Linked DNA regions of Mus musculus: region 1 is linked to region 2. Evidence: chromatin contacts called from ENCODE Hi-C or POLR2A ChIA-PET data. All regions are on one chromosome and are shown on one strand. The core of a region is the stretch at or near the end of the contact, and the rest is flanking DNA. Distances in the headings are between cores, read along the strand shown.

What was found. Hi-C counts contacts between places; a loop is a spot of excess contacts on that map. ChIA-PET counts read pairs that join two places held with the same protein, here RNA polymerase II (POLR2A).
Region 1: a map of heart shows a loop between it and region 2 (2.8-fold over the local background). The contact joins the promoter of Bach1 here to the enhancer-like site in region 2. A Hi-C loop is called at or near these places in 11 of 37 maps with a recorded cell type or tissue (T-helper 1 cell, T-helper 17 cell, T-helper 2 cell and 3 more). POLR2A ChIA-PET finds 5 or more read pairs at or near these places in 4 of 5 experiments (Patski and embryonic stem cell).

Annotation. Positions count from the first base shown.
Region 1 is chr16:87,696,487-87,703,799 of GRCm38, reverse strand. It overlaps Bach1 (BTB and CNC homology 1, basic leucine zipper transcription factor 1), which reads right to left and starts at 4,846. Exons shown (of 5, transcript NM_007520.2): 1 at 4,744-4,846.
Region 2 is chr16:87,659,387-87,666,385 of GRCm38, reverse strand. No RefSeq gene overlaps it. Among named protein-coding and RNA genes, the nearest start is that of Bach1, 36 kb to the left of the region's middle. Within about 2 kb of position 5,110, at least 1 of the 3 ENCODE cell types and tissues checked has a DNase peak (open chromatin) inside an H3K27ac peak, as active enhancers do; it is heart, where a contact is called at or near this core.

The DNA.
Region 1 (7,313 bases), core at 3,597-6,096, 38 kb before region 2:
AGTATCCAGTCAAGAAGGACACAGAACACTGTCTCCACTAAACAGCTAAAATCAGCCAACTTTCAAAGCCCAGAGCACCAGAACTAAGAATTAGCCCATGCTGGATCGCTGTGCAATCAGTAGACAGGTTAGTAAGCAAACAGCCAGGGCACATTGAGCATGTCGTGGGGGGGGGGGGGGGGGGGGGGATTCAAATCTCGCTAGCAGGAACTCACTCACAGGGGTTGAACTGAGAGAAGCCTAGTGTTTGCTGTGCATTACGAACCATCACAGGTACAGCTGCAGCTAAATGCACCCCTGTCTTTGGGCCCCTGTCATAGGTAGCTCCTCCACAGGCTTGTGATCTAAAGGACACACTGGGCGTACAGGATGCGGCTGGAGGGCAAATGTGTACTATCCATGCCTCCCATAAATAAACTGGAAGTAGAACTGAGAGGCCAGTCCACTCTAGCACTAATCAGCGAGGAGGTTGTGGCCAGATGCAGTGACTGCTAAATCTGATGGGAGAATCCTCACCTAGGATTCGAGCAGAATCCAGACAGAAATAAAGTACTTTTTACATCTTCAAAAACCAGTTACAACTAACAGCAGAATGGGGTGTTCCATAGCTCTGCCAAGGCTGAGAACCCATAAGCACCAACCTGAAACCTTGCTACCAACTTAGCATCAGCGTCCACTTGAGTTGTATTTCTAGTGGCAACACCTGCCCTAAGGCAAGCCTCCAGCTCACCTGCTAGCTCAACTCCCAGGAGGACCGAAGCAAGCATCCAACCTGCTTCTTCTCTCTGGACACCAGAAAATAACACCTAACAATTTATGTCCTGACCACTTGGTTCACAGTAACACACACTTCATCCTCACAGCAATCTATGACAGAGACCACCACCATCACCATCGCCATCACCATCAACCCTATCCGAAACAGCAAGACACAAGTTACGAGCTGACCCCAAGGCCTGAAGATGATGACTTTGCCAGAACATGATCTTTAGCAATTCAGTTCTATATCTCCCACTCAAAGCATATGGCTCCCCAGAGAGCCCAACTTTAGATGCCGCTGCCATGTACTACTACTAAGCCAGGAGCCGTGGATTGGCAGTGATGGAAACCGGTATTTTACCTGCAGTTTTGAAATGTTTCTCTCTGCAAATTGTCTAGCTTTTAGCAAACAGCACTTAAATTCCCCATGTGTCTTTTTTTTTTTTTTTAGTTTTTTTTTTCTTTGTTTTTTTTGAGAGCTTTTTTTTTTTTTTTTGGTTTTTCGAGACAGGGTTTCTCTGTATAGTCCTGGCTGTCCTGGAACTCACTTTGTAGACCAGGCTGGCCTCGAACTCAGAAATCCGCCTGGTGCCTCCTGAGTGCTGGGATTAAAGGCGTGCGCCACCACGCCCGGCTTCACCATGTGTCTTAATCCATCCCACCACCTAAAGTAATCCCCTTCATGTTGCAGGCTGAAGAGACTCGGGGTTCAGGGTTCAAACAATTATCCCACGAATAGAAAGTTAGAAAAATGAAGGGAGGGGACTGTTAAAACCCTCAGCCATCAAAAGCAAGCTTCCCTGTGAAGAGTCTAATGACACTTGGTCATCTCAACAAGTTTTGCAGCTGTTCTTATGAGAGTCACCACCACAGTACAGAGCTACAAAAGGACAGGCCCTGATGTGGAACCAAATAGTAGCCGTGCCTTCTGGGTCAGTGAAATGGTTCAGTAGGTAAGGGTGCCTGCTGCCCGACCTAAGGCTAAAGTTTAGTGCCCAGAACCATGTGTGGTAGAGGGAGAGAACCTATTCCCACAGGGTGTCCTCAAACCTACACAGAGAGAGAGACAGACAGACAGAGACAGAGAGACAGACAGAGAGAAGAGGTTGACTGAGGAATTCCACTTCCCAAGGATTATTTAAATGCAGTTTTAACAATAATCACAAGGATATAAAAAGGGGGAACCCTTAGCCGGGCGTGGTGGCGCACGCCTTTAATCCCAGCACTCAGGAGGCAGAGGCAGGCGGATTTCTGAGTTCGAGGCCAGCCTGGTCTACAAAGTGAGTTCCAGGACAGCCAGGGCTATACAGAGAAACCCTGTCTCAAAAAAAAAAAAAAAAAAAAAAAAAAAAACAAAACAAAACAAAAACAAAAAAAGGGGGGACCCACAAACTTCCAAAGGGTAAGAGAATTTTACCTTAAATTTTAAAAGATTTTGTTATGAATATTACATTCCAAATGTATAAATTATCAAACCTTCTAATCACTACACACATTCAACCAACCACCTTTGGGGCTTGCCTACAAATCCAATAAAATGTTATCAAAATAGAACTATGTAATTTTTTTATTTCTATCACTCACTTTAAGAATGTAGTAAGAAATTCCCATCTTTTATTCTTTACAATATAAAAACTACATATGAAGTGAAAGTCAAATACTAAGAATATTTTGAAATTACTACAGCTCTCGGAAAAGATCAGAAATTAAACACACACAGAAATCTGTTGCAGACTTGGAATGATGGCAATAGCAGTGGAAAGTAAATTTTATATTCCTCAACAGAAAAAAGGATAAAGTGTGCATAACCACATTATCTAGTATGCAAATATTGATGTCACCCTCCTCGTTTAACTTCCTGATGTGGATATTTTCATGTTAGATCAAGCATCCTGTAATCTACCTGAAATCTCCTAACATCTGAAAGAGACAACACTGATAACCCTAAATCTAAAACAGCACACCAACCGCTCCCCTGCTACAGAGGTTTGAAAGGAATGACCATCAATAATAATTTGGTATCGTTCTTGCGGCCCATGCAACCCTTGAGAGGGTAAAGGCACTCGCCACCAAGCTTGACGGCCTGAGGTCCAGGCCCCAGAACCCACAGGATTAACGGAGAGAACCACAAATGCAAACTGTCCTCTGATCTCTGCACAAATACAAACACAAAACAATAAAATAAATACATGTTTTTAAAAATCATCGTTCTTTTAGTCAAAGGGAAGAAGAAGCCAGTTCTCTTCATACACTTTCCCTTTCCCAAACAGTGCACCGAGGACTGGTGTGTGTGTGTGTGTTTGTGTGTGTGTGTGTGTGTGTGTGTGTTTTCTTTTTTCAAAAAGAAATTACACAAGATCCATAAAATCAAGAGAGACAGACACATCCATAGACCCCTCTTCTTAGCCTTGACCCAAGAAGACCCGCTGACTCTTATCTATTCTTTACCACCTGACCCCAGAAACTAGTTATGCAGGAAAACCTAAAAGCCCTAAAAGGAAATCCCCTTTGTGGCCTCATTTTAAAAAAAAATTATAAAGAATAACTTAAGCATGTATACACCACTCTGCATCAAAATACTAAAGGCAAAGCGAGGACAGCAAGGGAAAGAAATGATATAATACTGCTGACTGCCTTACTTCTATCTGAAATCTCAAAGATCCAGCTTCCTCCAGCACAAATTGAGTCTCCCGCAGTAGGCCACGAGGCTGCTGTTTAAACACCACCTCGGTGTTCCTTGGCCACGTCTTAAGCACGCTCTACCACGTCAGCCACTGATTACCTGGATCAAAACACACAGCCCGCAGCTGGACCCCCTCCGGCCTCCTGAAGCCACCCCTCGTGTGTGCAGCTCAGCCTTTTATAGTGGAGGCATGTGATGCGCGTATCTGCACCAGCTGTTCCTAATTACCTCTCAGTCTGGGGTGAATGACTCAGCAACACAAACTCTTTTAAAGAGTCACCCTACCTTGTTATCCAACCAACGTAGCGAACAAAGGGAAGCCACTTGACAGATCCGACGGTTAAACAACAAGAGGCGATCACTCCTCCAAAGCTACCCAACTCCAAGATGACTCACCAGGAGCCTTTTTTCCTCTAGACTCCCTTACGATGTCCAAAGCCAGAAGTGGCAAGCGCCTTCAAGCCCAGCCCAGAGCTTGCACCACTACCACAAGAGCAGGAAGAATAGGCCAACCCATACCTCTTCCCATTTCTCTGAATATTTGTAGAGCTCAAAAGCTCGGCCACGAACAAAAATCTACAGTGGTCATCCTTTAATCTTTCTGAACTGCCTTTCCTGCAAACCCAGTGAGCTGAGAGGAGTGCTCAATGCCTAAACAAAGACCCAGCAGGGGCATCGTCCTCCAAGGCTAGCAGTCACAACTCTACAATTCTCCAAAAGGAAAAAGAACAGCATCCTGAAAAAAAAAAAAAAAGTCTTTGTTCTTCCAAGCCTGTCTGGGGAGCAGGATTTTCCCACACGCGTTCTTTCAGAATTACTACTACGTCTGCCTTGACTCAGCGCACGCTGAACATAGAGAGCTCACTACATAAAAGCCATCGGCGCAATTCCACTAAATGACACCAAAGTCCCGGAGAAGATCGAAAACGCGCTGGCCCTGGCCCTACCGGACACGAACACAAAAGCTGGTGTCGTTAACATCGAGACCCACTCTGCCTATGCTGTGCGAGTCCACATTACAAACGTGCGCCAAGCAACAACAAAGGGAAGCGCGGAGCGCCCGGTAGTCCCGGAACCCCGGCCCGCTCGGCCTTGCCCCCGCAGCAGGCGGAGCGGGACGCGGCCCGCGGCGGAGCGCGGTGCAGGGCGGCGCCGGCACGGCCGGCCCAGAGAGTCCGCGCAGCGCGTAAACAGCGCGCAGCCCGCCGCCCCTTCTAGGCCCGCGCGGCCGCCCGCCACCAGCCCCGGTGACCCCCGGAAAGGACGGAAGGACGGCACCGCGCACCGCCCGAGCCACTTACCGGAGCCGAGACGCGGCGCGGCCCGACTGCAGGCGGCAAGCGGCGGTCAGGTGACTCACTCCCTCTGCGCGGACAGCCGCCCGTCTCCTCCCCTGCGCTCCGTTCCTCTCCGCCACCACCGCCAGCGCCTCGGGGCGCTAAAGCCCCGCCCCCGGTTCCGCCCCCGGGCCCCGCCCCGTAGCTGAAGCCCTGCCGAGCTCCAGGCCACGCCCTGCCTGGAGCCACGCCCCGTTCCAGGCCACGCCCTCCGCTAGTAAGAGCCTCTCTATTTCGCCTCCTGCGAGCTCCGTGTAACGTTGTGGATTGTATTGCTGAGCGCCAGGCCTCCAACCGCGTCGCCCTATCTCTGCCTTTGGTGGCAAGGTTACACGTCACGGAAGACCACCTCTTCCTCACCTGCTGAAGGCAGGGAAAAAAAAAGGCTGACGCCTCCACGCCCCCAGGGTTTTTGTTCACACAGCCCCTCTCCCCCCTCCCCCCCCCCCACACACAGATTAGATAAGGTCTTCTGCCCCACGCCCCCAAACCTCGGAAGCTCAGTTCGGCCAAGCTCCTGGGCTGCTTTCCTGTAGGAGCACAAAAACCAGGTGTTTGAACTTGCTGAAAAGGGTGTATGTCAACATCTGTCTGAAGCTCCGCAGGACTTTTAGGAGCAGATTCTGAGAGGGGGAGGCTGCTGCCCCTCTGAATGATCACTAGCTTCCCTTCTAGTTGTTTGTGTCCTTGAGGCCCTTCCTCGAAAACCGCAAGGCAGGTAACCTGGAGTGTGCTTTGCTCATTATAACCCATTAATATGCATGCTTCCCCGATCAAATCCCTTTACTCCTTGTGCTCAGCCAATACTGCTTTGAGAGTTATTCTTGCGCCCTTCATACTTGCCTGAATATAAGCTGCACTCTTATCTGCCTAGCCACGACGGACTGCATTCACCAATGGGCAAGCACGCTGTACTGGGCTTCATATCCGGAATATTGTACTGTCTGGCAGCCTCCTGTTGTCCCTCTACGCTGCACTACCAGGAAACATGGACGCATCCGTGTCTGGTCATGTCAGACGTCTTCCCTCAAGTCCTGGTCATGCTTTCATCCTCTGCTACTTATTGGGGTGTTAATCCAATTGTTCGTTTCTATTTTTTATTATGTTCGCTGTTGTTCAAGGCAGTGTCTTTACGCAAAGCTGCATGCACTCGTGGCAGGGCTTATCAGTCTGGAGAAAGAGAGGACTGGGCTGGCCAACCTGATTAAAAATGAGGAAGGAATTACCACCCCTGAGGCCAGTAGCCCTGGGAGGACTTGTAGGAAGAAATAATGTTGCTGGCTTTGAGTTCCAGAGGAAAGATGTAGAAAAATGGGAAGCCCCAAAATGTATGTGCTCCTTAAACACACACAGACAGTGCAAGGGCTCCAGGAGAGGGTTGTCTCCAAATAGTGATAACATTGACATGACTGCATCTGTACAGTGCGTAAGCTCTTGTGACTTAAGGACATTCAGTTACCTCTAAAGTAGGTGAGAATATGGCCTAAGTGCTGTGGGGTGGCCATGTAAGTGGTGACCTGGTGCCTTTGTGAGGCAGGGACAGCAACAGAGCTAAAACCAGGGCATGGCTGAGAGGAGTGTGGTCTACCAGGCTGTGAGGGGATCCAGGCGTGGAGGCAGGCGGCATGTTCAGGATCCTGAGATCATTATGTAGGTATTCAGTGAGAAATGAGGGGAGACACTTAGGGATAGACTGTGCGAGTTGATGGTGGTTCTGACAGACATTCGAGGGTCCTGGGGTGTCTGTCACACTCACTCTCCTTCCATCCTGAGCCAAAGTATAGTCTGCCTTCTTCCCACGCCTCTCGTGTACATTATTTCGATAAGTAGCCTTATGTCATGTGTATTAGCTCACAGAGAACCTCCCTCTAAGCACGTTTCTCTTGACTTGTCCTCTAAGAACACTTAGCATGGGATGCCCGCCCCAACTCTGTGACAAGACGAGAAGAAAAATAGCCAAGCAGTCTGCCTTAGTCGGAGTTTCTATTGCAGCAAAAAAAAAGCAGGACCAAGAAGCAAGTTGTGGCATTTTTATTATTTATTTATTTATTTATTTATTTATTTAATGTATGTGAGTACACTGTCACTGTCTTCAGACATGCCTTCAGAGGGCATCAGATTGCAGATGGCTGTGAGCCACCATGTGGTTGCTGGGAATTGAACTCAGGACCTCTGGAAGAGCAATCAGTGTTCTTAGCCACTGAGCCATGGAAGGAGCAACAGTGTTGACAGGCTAGACCCCCCAGAGCTCCCAGGGACAGGACACCAACCAAAGAATACACATAGCACTGGCAACCCATGTGGCAGAAGATGGCCTTGTAGGACATCAGTAGGAGGAGAGGCCCTCGGGCCTAAGGGTGTTCAACGCCCCAGTGTAGGGGAACACCAGAGCAGGAGGATGGGAATGGGGGGGGGGAGCACCCTCATAGAGGCAGGGGGAGGAGGTTTCCAAAGTGGAGACCTGGAAAGGGGAGAACATTTGAAATGTAAATAAAGAAAATAGCCAAGAAAAAAAGAGTATTAAAGTATTAAGA
Region 2 (6,999 bases), core at 3,861-6,360:
GTATAATCTTTGACCTCAAAACTCCAGCTACTACCTTATGAAATTCACTCAAGCACACAAAGATTACTTACACACACACACACACGCACACACACACACACACCCCATTTTGGTTACAATCCAGGCTCCTGTGTCTCATCCAGGTTGTATCTTGCTCAGATATCCCGACAGTGTCACAGGAAATCGGTGCATTATGGGTGTAAGAGAGGTATTGCTGAACCGCGGCACAAGCTCCAAGCATCAAACTAAGCCCTGCAGCGTGAGTCGAGTCAGGAGGAAATATCAGCTCAGAGCCCACACAAGACACGATGACAAGCTGAACCAGGTGTGAGCCTAGTTTGGTTGACTGGCGATGTGTCCAATGGCACCGGACAGAGATCTAGGACTAGACAGGCAAGGGAGGGTGCACAGAGGACGGGTAGATAGCTGTAAAGCTTACAGGAAGAAGGGGGCTTTTAATGCGCAGGCGTGAAGTCAGCCTGGAGAGTACGTGTATCCATTCCCTGCGTTTCTCCTTTCTGTCTCCTGCATCTGTTCTCATTGGGTAAATGTAATTGGCAGCTGCTTAGATGGGTAGCCGTGGATGTGGTCCTGATGCCAATCGCCTGCCAGACACAGGTGAGCTGGAGAAGGGGAGGAGCGGAAACAGAGTACCTCCGGAAACTCTGGTCCCAGAAGAGTAAGTAGCAGTTCTTATTCACACCAAAGCATCAAAGACTGGGCAGACCTCAGTGACTATAAGTTACAGAAGTAACTTAACGCGTGCACAGTGAGAGGTCCACTCAGAAACAAAAACCTGGAGAATAACAATTTTCAATTTCCCCCGGGAAGCAAACGGAGGAGCTCCGCAGAGCAAGCCACGGACAATGGGTCCTTGATTAGTCACGCTCAACCATGACTCATAACTCAGGGAGGAGAAGTGGAGCTGAGTCAGCTCCTGGAACACCTGGCTGGAGGAGAATCACAAGGACAGAACTGAGCTGGTCTCAGTTCTTCAAGGTCTCAACAATCATAATGAAACTAACACAGCAACCAACCAAAATTGTACAAACGTCACCGACTATCAATCAATTATATCATCTTCATATTAGAGGTTATCATCATATTAGAGGTTATCTGACCCTGGGGAATTACCCTATCCCTGCATAAAAAGGGGGCCAGCGAGCCCCTCAAGTCATTGACATTTTGATGAATGATTGACCACCCCACCCCCTAGGCTGGTAATATCTGCAGAATAAACGCTCTTTGCCTTGGCATACCATCTGTGTCTGGGAGTCTTCCTTCAGTGACTCTTGTCCCCTAACTCACAGTATGGAACCACGATACAAAAGAAGGTGCTACTGTGCCACTAAAACGTTTGTTGTCTATGCATATAGACCAGTGTGATGAAGAGACTGCTCGTGTAATACAAGTGGTTCGCAGCAAGAGTGGATATGTACATGGAGATGCAACATGTAGTAAATATTACATCGTATGTTGTATAAGGACATAATTTAGATGGTGGAATTTTCTGGAAGGGTAGCAGAGATTTGGGTAGCAGAGATTTTTGAAAGTGGTTATCCCTAGGGAATGATGGAAGGGTGGGAGGAAGATCAGAAGAGTACACCATAGGACATTTCGTATCACACAGTATTAAAATATCAAATGTAATTTAAAGGATTGTTTGGCACAGTTTTTAACATTGTTTACCAGAGATGTAATAATACTATGGAAAGCACCAATGTTTGAGGCATGGTAAAATACACACATCACAAAATTATAAAGCGGTTCTTAAAAGAAATACCAGACAATAAAAGAGACTGTGGAGTTGAAATTATTGGCACTTTAGAAAGTTTACTAAGGGAGATTTTAAACTTTGAGAATGGACACTATTTTTTTTTTAATGTAGAATCCTAACCTTGAAGAAAACACTCAACCATGTCTGGAATGAATTTTGAAGGTTTAAGGTTTAAAAATAGTTGAGAATACCAAACATAAAAAGGCATGCAACAGTCATGAGGTGCATTTAAAAATTTCTGCAGAGAATGTCAGCCATCCCGGAGTATTCTAGAAAACCTATGCACTCGCACTGTTTAAAAACAAGTTCAGATTTCTTTTTTTCTTCAGCCAGCAAAGAACCTGATTCTAGGAAGAATTTAGCTGGAGGTGTTGGCTTCAAACATGAAGATAAAAATGTTAGTCCTTCCTCAGGCTGGATAGTCTAGGCAGAAATATCTGTGTATGCAGCCTTCTGATAGGGACAAGAGAGATGGACGGAAATCACATGACTTCTAGACTTGGGAGGGAACCCCAGTTTTCTAAAATCAGGAACAGGAAAGGGAAAGAAATGTTTGTTTGAGGTAGGCGACTCCCACCCACGTGGCTTTGCAGAAAACAAAACCCGTGTCGTAATGAGTTCTGTTTCTTGTCGGTGAGTGAAAGAAACATCAAAACCCTTCCCTGGCTTTTAAAGGAATATTATCCAACTTGGAATAATTATTCTCCTTGGAAGAAAAAATGAAATTATCTAAAATAAGTATGCTGGGAACTTAATGCAGATAGAGAAATAAGCCCCTCCTTTGTGAATGAATATTCCACATTGCCGTATCTGATCATAAGTAAAATAAAATACAGGATACACTGAGTGGGTAATTGTCTGCTAACAAAGAGAATAACTTACATAAAATCCTCTGGAGGATCCTCTGAACAAAAGAAAGCTCTACAAGAACAGGGTTACCATGTAGCGATGTGTAGCCTACCTTTGGCTGACTGTCTCTTGTCCATGACAGAAATCGCTACATAGTCAAGGGAAGAGGCAATTCTTACTCTTGAGTAAGTTACAAATGTAGAATTGAGCCAGGGGTCTAGAGCAGTGCCTGTCTACACTGGAGGAGTAGTGAAGCCGGTGTTTTTAGCAGAGGTCACACTGGGCTTTGTTACTGTGTCTTCATTCTCCTTTTCCTTAGGATTTTGAAGTCTAAGGAGTTTTCATGAGGGCATCCATAAGACAGAGGAAGGACTGCTGCCCAGCTTTCATTTTGGATAACTGACTTAAGGTTTGACTTTAAATGTAAAGTGTGAATATGGCTACACATTCCTGTGCTGTGTCTCAATGAGGGGCGGAGGAACCCAGGGATTCCTGAGAAGTGATTAAACTACTTGTCACTCAAGCATCAACCTTAAGACCCGGAGCTTGGATCCCCAACACCCACATAAATGCCAGGCAGGCTTGGTGGCTTGGTGTAATCACAGATTGCTGCAGGTAGAAACGAGGGGTTCCCCCCAGAGCAAGAGAAGTAGCTAGACTAGACATAGCGGTGAGCTCTGGGTTTAGCTAGGAAACCTTGCCTCCACGGATTCCATGGAAAGAGCTCCACAGACCAACCTCAGACCTGCCCACAGACAGGCACACACATGCACACGTACGTGGGAACATATTCAGCAAATGCATAGAGCAAAGAGCAAGGCGTGGTTAGCATCCAGTCTGCTTTCCTACATAGGTTTGTAGGTCTGGCAAATGGTGGGCTACTTTTCTTTCCCCCTGTAGAAGAACCCAAATTTTGTGGATCTTCTGGGATATGCGGGTAGCAGTTCCAGTTCTGAGGACATGAGAGGATCCCAGGGGATTACTGTCCAGCCAGTCCATCCGAAGAGATGAGCTTGGGGTGCACTGAGAGGCCCCATCTCAAAACCAAGGTGGAAAACACCTAGGGGTGTGTCTCTTGCCTCCACAGGCACCTGTGCACCCAGTACTCCATTCCTGCTATGCACAAACCCACACAAATACTTCTCCCTCCTCCCTCCTCCCTCTCCCCCTCCCCCTTCCCCTCCCTCTCCCTCTCTCTCACACACAGAGGGAATGGAAGGGGACAGACAAAAAAGGAGAAATTTTTAACTAGTTAGAAAAGATGAATTTTAGGTACACCCATGGGATATTTCTCAAAAACTGTGTCAAAGTTACACGATTTTGTCTTTACATGATTGAACCGCTCAGCTTTAAAAGCAGCTGTATTCTCTCCATAAAATGTTTATAAATTCCTATCTATGAGGCAGGTTAAAACTGTATGCTCAAAATAAAACATATATGTGAGTCACATAGTTTGTGTCCCTACATTATGTTATATCCTATATTATTAGATAATACATTACATTATGTTATATCATATATTATTAGATAATATATTACATTAGGCTCACACACACTCTCACACACATTTGCTTTTGTTTTTAACATGTAACTGACTTGGTAGTACAACAGGGCAAAGGACCCATGGGCCAATTCCGTGTAAATAGAATATTGACCAATTGATTTTAGCCTTGGCCTTCCGATCTAGGTAACACGGCCACCTCCCCATCTGTTCAATTTAGTGCGACAATAGTAAGGAACACCCCCCACCCACCCCCAACTTAGCAACCCCTAATGACACTGAGCTAATTTCTGTTGTTCTAGTTTGGTAAACAGCACTGAGGAACAGCTGGGGATGGCACCAAATGCGAGCTCGGGTTTGTTCTAAGGTTCTGGTGGTTGGCGGGGTTGTGGTTTTGGTGGGTGACGTTGTAGAGAGGGGGGAAAGCCTAGAGGTTCACTCAAAGTTATCTGACCAAGATCTGTGGGGCGGTGAAAGTGTAGCTGCTTTGTAGACTTGCAAAAGGCAGAGGCTGTGCATCGAAGGATACTGGGATCAGGTCTACGAGCTCAAGACTGGAGCTTCCATTTGTTTACAGGAACCTACGGTTAAAATGAGTTCACCCTCCTCAACTGCCAGGATTAATGCCCCGGTAGAGCAGGTCTGAGCTGTTTCCAGGGGTATGGCGCAGGCAGGCAGTTGAGAAATGCAGCCCCGTGTGCCCCGGATTCCCGGCATAGGTAATTAGAGCGGATGGTCCAGTTTCCAAGAGGATCCAAAATTACAGAGAAAGAGGCTCATGTGGGGTCTGGGCTTGCCCAGCTCTGACGTGGTTTCTTGTCTCTCTAGTGAAGGTCTGAGGACTTGCTGGCTGGGATGAGAGCCACACGTGGGGTCTGGGCTTGCCCAGCACAGTCATGGTTTCCTGTCTTTCTTGTGAAGGTCTGAGGACTTGCTGGCTGGGATGAGCACTTGCGCACGTGGACAGGAAAAAGGACCACAGCTGTCAGCAGATCCGAAACTTAGCTGCTTAGAGGTTTTGTTTCATGCGTTTCCCGTCTACCCTCGGGAAGTATAAACACACCATTGCTATTTTAATCATGTGACTAGGAAAGGCGTCCTTTCAGTTCTCTAGCCTGAATATCAGTGTGAATCAAAACAGAACGCTCCGCCATGCGTCATGTGAAGTAATGACCAAAACAAACTTAGAATTTAGTGTGAGAGAATCCTTGCCTTTCTGTGGCCCTGACCTTGCATTGTATAACTTCCTATGGACTCACAACTTTGCCAAAGCTTGGGTTCACAGCACTACAGCTCGCTTTCCTTTGCAATGCCATCGCTCTACACAACGGCAATGTTACTTGGAACACCTCGGCTCAGCAGACTGCTATGTATGAAGAACCGCAGCATCTTTACTGTACACACAAAGTTTTAATTATAGAAACCAAACGCTTCATATTTCCCTCTCAGCATTCCTTGTCACCAAGGCTAAAATCAGCTTATCGTTACATTTCATTGTGTTAGAATGCTTAGGTTGTTTTAAAAAAAAAAAAATGCTACTGGAGTAGCTGACTTGAGTTTCATGGGAAAAGGTCATTAAATGAAATCTTGGATGAATTAAATGTTAGAAACTAGGACAGGCTTTCTAACAACCTCTAGAATGGTACTAAGCACACTTCTGTTGCTTTTCCTATGGATTAATACAAAGACTGTTCTCAGCAATGATGATCATAGCACCAAAACTGCAATCAGCTCGTTGAATTGACCATGTTCCACACCCTGCAGTACCACATATTTTGCTAAGATTTAGTTCTTTATGAAAAAAATTAATAAATAAAAATAAACACACCTAGAATGTGTTTATCACCAAAGTTAGGCATATATCAAAGAGGTGTTTTAAAATAAATTTATGGTTTCTTATCAGTAAATGTTTGGTTTATGTAGTTTTTTAAAATATGCCTGCATCTTTGGATTTACATAAACCATCTCTGCTGAAGAAGGAATACAGGTAGGAAAGGCTGGGAAGCCTTGCTCCAAAGCAACATTTGTATCCATCCCACCTTTTTGTGAATAACACTCAGGCTTGGGTTATTATTTTTTTTATGTCCAACGAATAAAGAAAAGATTTTTAAAAATTCCTCACTGCAGCGAGTAAAGCTAAACCACAAGCTGCTCCACAAAACTGGGAGGCATAGAACAAACTCATCTCGCTTCCCCAGGAATTGTATTCTCAAGCCACATAATCTACATTTCTTCCTGAAAGAGGATTAAAATATAACAACTACCCTGTGTCCTCTGTGTTTCCAAAGTTTTGGATCGTCAATCATGTCATATAGGAACTAGGGGATGGGGTGGTCAATCTCAGTTGTCAACCTGAGACCCGGAGTCACCGGAGTGAAGGGCATGCCTGTAAAAGATAAGCTTGATTGGTTTACTGAGGCAAGAGGACCTGCCCACTGCAGGTTACATGTTCCTTGGAATCCAGGACTGTACAGAGAGGAGAAGATTCACTAAGTACAAGGATTCACTGTTTTCTTCTTCCTGCCTGATAATACTATGTTAACAGCAGTTGCAAGCTCTTGCTGACTTGACTGCATCACCATGATGGGGTCTGTTCCTTAGCAGGTAAGCCACAATAAACCTTTGCCTCCTTAAGGAGGCCTTGCCCATGTATTTTATCACAACCACAGAAAAGTATGTAAGACGGACATTCACTCTGGGTTTGTTATTACGCCCCCTTAATTCTAGAGTGGGTCCACTTCATTTGAAAGCAGACTGCCCATATTACATCCAGTTGAAACCAGCATCGTTTTAAAGAAATCGTGTCCTCTTGAATGAGTTTGCAGACATTTAAAGAAAAACACAAAGACACTGTTAAGAAATGCCATTGTTT